2 separate regions of the Homo sapiens genome follow, and region 2 is linked to region 1. A link is a loop called in an ENCODE intact Hi-C map of the cell type or tissue named here. Cell type or tissue: prostate gland. All regions are shown on one strand. Each heading gives the region's core, and the rest is flanking DNA. Links, peaks and the distances in the headings are about the cores only.

Region 1 (2,923 bases), core at 278-2,777:
CTTCTTTTTATAAACATCAAATGGTCACATCAACCCCAGAGTTAATAAACCCCTATATAATCACCAGGTGAGAAGTTTTTTTCCAACCTTTTCTTTCAGTTCTCTGTTTTACAATGGCAATACAGCAGACCCTTGCACAACACAGGTTTGAACAGTGCAGGTCAACTTACACACAGATCTTCCTCCACCTCTGCCACCCTGAACCAGCAAGCCCAACCCACCCCCTTCTTCCTCCTCCTCAGCCTACTCAATGTGAAGATGACAAGGATGAAGACTTTTATGATGATCATCTCTGCCTTGTGATTTTCTTAATAACATTTTCTTTTCTATAGCTTATTATTTATTGTAAGAATACAGTATTAATACATATAACATATGAAATATGTGTTAATCAACTGTTTATATTATCGGTAAGGCTTCCAGTCAACAGTAGGCTATTAGCAGTTAAGTTTTTGGGGAGTCAGAAGTTATATTTGGATTTTCAACTGTGTGAGGGGGTCAGCGCCCGTGACTCCTGCATTGTTCAAGGGTCAACTCTAGTGTGTTTTTTCCTGCCTTTTTCTAAATATAAAATAATATTCTCAAATAAGCTTTTTCACACAGCACATGCCTCCTCTGAAGATTCTGACACATGCCCTGCCCTGCAAACTGTTGGCAGGAGCATAATTCAGGGAATACTGGCAGTGTCTAAAGCAGAGAGTACTGAGTGTACATTGTCGTAAGGAGAGGAAAGGGCAAGGGGATGAGCCTTTGTCAGGACCAGATGGTCTCAGAGTGAAAGAATGAAAAACAAAAAGGAGGACAATGTGGAGGGCAAGTGGGAAGATACACAAGGTACGACACTTGTGTAGTTCTGGAAATATCAGGTGCCTGTGGATGAAGAAACTGCTCCTGGAACAAATAAAATGTTATGCAACAGAAGAGATCATTTGAACACCCTGCTCCATTTGAAGCTTATCAAGGACTCTGTGTGGATTATGAAAAAAGTTTCCCAACAAATATTTATTAAGTACCTACTGAGGACCAGGCTCTGTGCTACCATGCTACATAGGTAGTTTGGCGGGATCGTTAAGTTATAGATCTGAGGCCTGTTTGTCGGGATGTTTTTCGTTTCACACCCATAGTGACACACCAGTCTCTTCTGGCTTGACTGCTTTCTCCTGTAAGCATATTACCTAATATGCACTAAACACATAATTTTATCTATATAAACACAAGAAACTGAGGATAGATATGCTGATGTCCAGAGAAAATGCACCTGTACCAAATGGGGTAAGGAAGAAGAGTAGAGACGTTGGCCCCAAACAAACTGGTGTCAGACCCGGACTGAGACAGACCAGCTGTAAATATAAAGATTCCGACATGGAGTAGATATTCGATACATGACAGTTATTCTAAACATTATTTGCTACTACTACTACGGAAACCTTGGGAGTACTGAAAACTCATAATACTTTTTTGGCTGATGTTATTGCAGGGTTTCTCAACCCTGGCCCTCTGACATTTGGGGCTGATGATTCTTTGTTGTGAGAGACTGCCCAGTGCATTGTAGGGATGGCCTCTACCCACTAGATGCCAGTGGCAACCACCCCCTCTACCTTCATTTATGAAAACAAAAACTGTCTCCAGACATTGCCAAATGTCCCCTAGGGGGCAAAATTGCCTCTGATTGAGAACCACTGAGTTAGTTGATTAATTGATGTTACCCACTTTAAAAGAAGCTCCCAAGCTTCTAATCATATTGATCATTCCATTGAGATACTGGGTGAATCTAATTGCATACTAATAGCAGCTTCAGTTCCATCCACCCTATAATATATCATTCTATTATGATTGCTTCCCTTTCCTCTTTTCATGAGCAAAAAAACTAATCATGTTTTCCTCTCTGATTTCCAGTGATGATATAGACACATTTTTGTTTCTAAAACTGGAATCATACTGAGTTTCTAAAACAACATAAAGCCACTATTAAAAATAAGGAGTTTCACAATAGCTGAAGTTCAGAATGTTCACCCTAAAGAACCCTTGTAATCCCCATTTTGAAAGTAATTATTGGATGTTTATACTGAAAACATATATTTTCAGTTCATAGAAAGAACAGTGAGAGAAATGACCCCTCCACAACCTGTTCAGCAATTTTAGTTCTTCTCTCTCCAGAATATGCACTACAGACCAACAGGTCTTACACCTTTTTAAAAGCCAAGGAAAGACAGAGAAGTGGGGAAATTCTCACCATTCCTAATGGCTCCAGACACTCTAGATGGTTCCATTCAGGAGAAAAATTTGTTTTACAGCATAAACTCAAAGTGAGGGAAGAAGTTAAAATTCATGTCTTAAATGTTCTATAAGTTATTGATCAAGAAATCAGAAAGCATTTATTGCATCTCAGCCATAGAGCCAGTATCATGCTAGGTACAAGTCTTCAGAAAAGTCCAAAGTATGGATTGGGAGAGAGAGAGGAATAATTAAAAATAACTAGAAAAAAATTAGAAATAACTAGAAAAAATAAAGTCCTGGGCCAGGCGCAGTCGCTCATGCCTGTAATCCCAGCACTTTGGGAGGCCAGGGGGTGCGGATCACTTGAGGTCATGAGTTGGAGACCAGCCTGGCCAACATGGTGAAACCCTGTCTCTACTAAAAATACAAAAATTAGCCAGGCATGGTGGCAGGTGCCTGTAATCCAAGCTACTCAGGAGACGGAGGCAGGAAAATCACTTAAACCTGGGAGGCGGAGGTTGCAGTGAGCCGAGATCACGCCACTGCACTCCAGCCTGGGTAACAGAGCAAGACTCTGTCTAAAAAAAAAAAAAAGAAAAGAAAAAAGAAAAAAATTAAGTCCTAAACAGAGGATTAACTGAAAGGACAATAAAGTTTGAAAGAAGGCAAAGTATGTGAGAACTATAATGGTTCATTCATTCATTCA
Region 2 (2,923 bases), core at 190-2,689, 110 kb before region 1:
AGGCAACAGAAACAGTAAACCATAATGACATTTTTTTATGACAGAAAGCTTCTTTTATTTTGACAACACAGAACTTTAAGAAAGGAATTTCATTGCTTCTGATTTATTTCCCATTTGTGACCTAATTCCTTATCACGATGGGCCTGCGCAACTTAAAACACATTGCTATCTCTTGTGGTTCCTGAGGCCCCAGCCCAGATGTCAGAATGGAGGCCAGTGTTCCTTCAGGGCACAGACGTGTACCACTTGGAATGACTACAAAGAACTGCTGGGATTGAGAACTTCTCTCCTGGGGTGTACAAGGGGCCAAGAGAAAGGTCAGAGCTCAGGGGGTGGCTCGCATGATGTACACATGTGGGATCAGCGTGGGAAGGTGACAACTCGGAAGGGTCATACAAACCCTAAACACAAATGCAGTACTCCAGCTGTCTTCCTGGAGTCATCCTGACAGGTAGAGACTGGGGAGCTGCAAGAGTGCATCTTTACGTGAATTGAGTCATATTTGCACACGCACACAGATGGCGCTCCCTGCAGAGGAGTCCTCGGGGTAGAAGCAGGACAGACAAGAAGCCAGGCAGACAGGAGCATGAGCCTCCTGCCTCCCAGCATCCACCCAACTTGCACATGCAAGTCCCTTGACTCTGCAACAGGTAGACCTGGGTTCAAATCCCCACCCTGCCATCTTTTGCACATTACTTGCCCAGGGTTGTTTGAGTTTCAGTCTCCTGGGGTTTAAAGTGGGGATGATGACGAGGTTGTTGTGACTGAAGAAGATAATGCATATAAATCACACTGATGATTACTCGGGGGCTAGAGATGCATCCTTCACACTCCCCCAGAGCTCACATCAAGGAAGCTTTTCCTATGCTAGGGCTGGGGGTGGGTGAGGAGACAGGCTTTCGCTGAAAAGGCATGACCAGAGAATAAACAGCAGGAACCACTCTCTCTTAAACACAGTGATCCCAGGGGAGGGGCCTTCATGTGGAGATTCTCATGAGTCTTACTCTGTTCTGCTTCAGTCTCTGAGGCTCCTGGCCTGGATTTCGCCCATTTACCGTGTGACTCCTTCCCACCAAAGTCCCGCTTTCTTCTCCTGTGACCCCAAGACACTGACAAAACAGCTCCCATCTCCCATTTCCATCCTCAGGCTCAGAGAGCCATGGCTGACTCCAGGCTGCCTGGGTGAATTCCTGAGACAGAGCCAGTTTACAGTGATCATTTGCAGGCTCTGAACTAAGGAACCTCAAAAGTGGACACTCACATGTGATCAAAGTGGACACCCAGGCACACAGTCTCCCTGCGTTTCCTTTCTCCTTATTTGTCTGGAGGAGCCAGGAGTGGGCGGGCTGCAAGCTGCGATGGTCTGGATGATTCATTTCCTCCTCAGAGTCAAGAGCTGCGTGTTGGTGTCAGCGTGAGGCCCACAAGGGGGGAGCCGAGGGCCTCTGAAGCAAAACATTAAGTGGGGTACAATGAAATGAAACATTTATTGAGCATCAGTTTATAAGTTCTTTAAGGAAGAAAGGAGCAAGCGAGAGAAAAGAGTCATTTTGCCATTTTATCCATTTATTATGTACAATATTAAGGCACAAGTTTAAGCAGCAAAGGAGAGGAAAATCTTTGGCTGACCAACAGCATCAATATTTGCTGTGGGGGACAGGCAGTGTTCTTGGAATCCCCACACTGGTACACAGACCCATTTGGCTGTATGGCCATGTACATCACCCCTCAATACAGACTGGCAATATGAAGACGTCAAACGTTACAGCCAGATACCAGTCTGCTGGGAAGAGCCGGCACGAGCACGGCACACTGCCACCAAGCACAGCGACACACACACACAGAGCAGGTTGGAGGGCAGCGGCAGCAGGACAGCTGAAATCGGGTGCCCATGCTTACCACTGTTTCACAGAATTTTACACAATTCTGTAAGTGCTCATGGAGGAGGAGGCTCCCTGTTCCTCCTCAAAAGGAAAAAAAACAAAAAACAAAAAAACACCTTGATTCAAATAAAACCAATGTGGATATATTTGCTTACATTCCGTTTTGTAATAAATACTTACAGGTGTCTCTATGTGAACAGACTCCTAGGCACAATCACATGTAAACACAACACCGGGCATCCAGACTTTGGGGGCTGATACAAGAAAACGCTGTATATGTAGTTCAATATAGAGAGAGCAGTATTCTAATTCTGTGAAGAAGCAAAGTTTCATGACAAAGAAACACCCCAGTCACATCATAACATGACAATAACATGCACTAAAGTAAACACAGTTTTACAGAATACCTACCAGATGTTTATATGAATGATTATGCACTTATATCTGTAGTGTATGCAGAGATGTGAACACATAGGAGGCATGGCAAGAGAATTGATTTTTAAAAATCTGTGTGCTAATGAGGATGATCCCCCCTTGAAGTGGACACTTTGAGAGGCTCTGAGGCCAAAGACTCATTCCAAGAAATTTCTTAGGGATTTTTTTAGAAACAAAAATGGTGTAACTTACCTTAATTGCCATCTTTTTTCATCCAACTGTGCTATCAAGCACTTGAGATTATTTCCAGAACTTAAATCCATCCTCAAAGGAGGAGGATTTCTCATCTCTAAGGGTAAACCAAAGGAACATGCCAAGCCCTGAAGGCCATTCTAGTAGAAGAGTTCCCAAGATATTTTTACTTGGCAGCACTATAGTCAATGAGCACATAGTCTCCCAAAAGACACCTTTTAAGGAGGGCGGGGTGAGATGAACACTTTGATCTTCTGTATGTTAGGAAAAGAAATTCCCACAAACAACCCTATAGTCATACCTCATATGTATGCACTCACTTATACACATGTCTTTATATACCATTAAATTACTAAGTGAGAAAAGGGTATACTACTTAAGAGAAAGAGGAAAAATTGCTCATTTGTTCCAGG

Evidence for each region. Hi-C counts contacts between places; a loop is a spot of excess contacts. Peaks named below come from ENCODE experiments on the same cell type or tissue, not always from the same donor. Only the 100,000 strongest peaks of a DNase experiment are listed, where the experiment ranks them.
Region 2: a loop joins it to region 1, with 2.6 times the contacts of the local background. A loop is called at or near these places in 7 of 110 quality-filtered maps.

The regions. Positions count from the first base shown.
Region 1 is chr11:94,761,082-94,764,004 of GRCh38, reverse strand. It overlaps a transcript of AMOTL1 not described here. Among named protein-coding and RNA genes, the nearest start is that of AMOTL1, 5.8 kb to the left of the region's middle. In prostate gland, for the core only: a CTCF peak has its summit at 1,628 (motif pointing right); no DNase peak of the experiment used is centred there.
Region 2 is chr11:94,875,294-94,878,216 of GRCh38, reverse strand. AMOTL1 (angiomotin like 1) reads right to left here. Exons shown (of 13, transcript NM_130847.3): 13 at 1,469-2,923. Among named protein-coding and RNA genes, the nearest start is that of CWC15, 97 kb to the left of the region's middle. RefSeq lists an enhancer at 1,282-1,793. In prostate gland, for the core only: no CTCF peak of the experiment used is centred there; a DNase peak (open chromatin) is centred at 1,346; H3K27ac peaks cover 1,468 bases.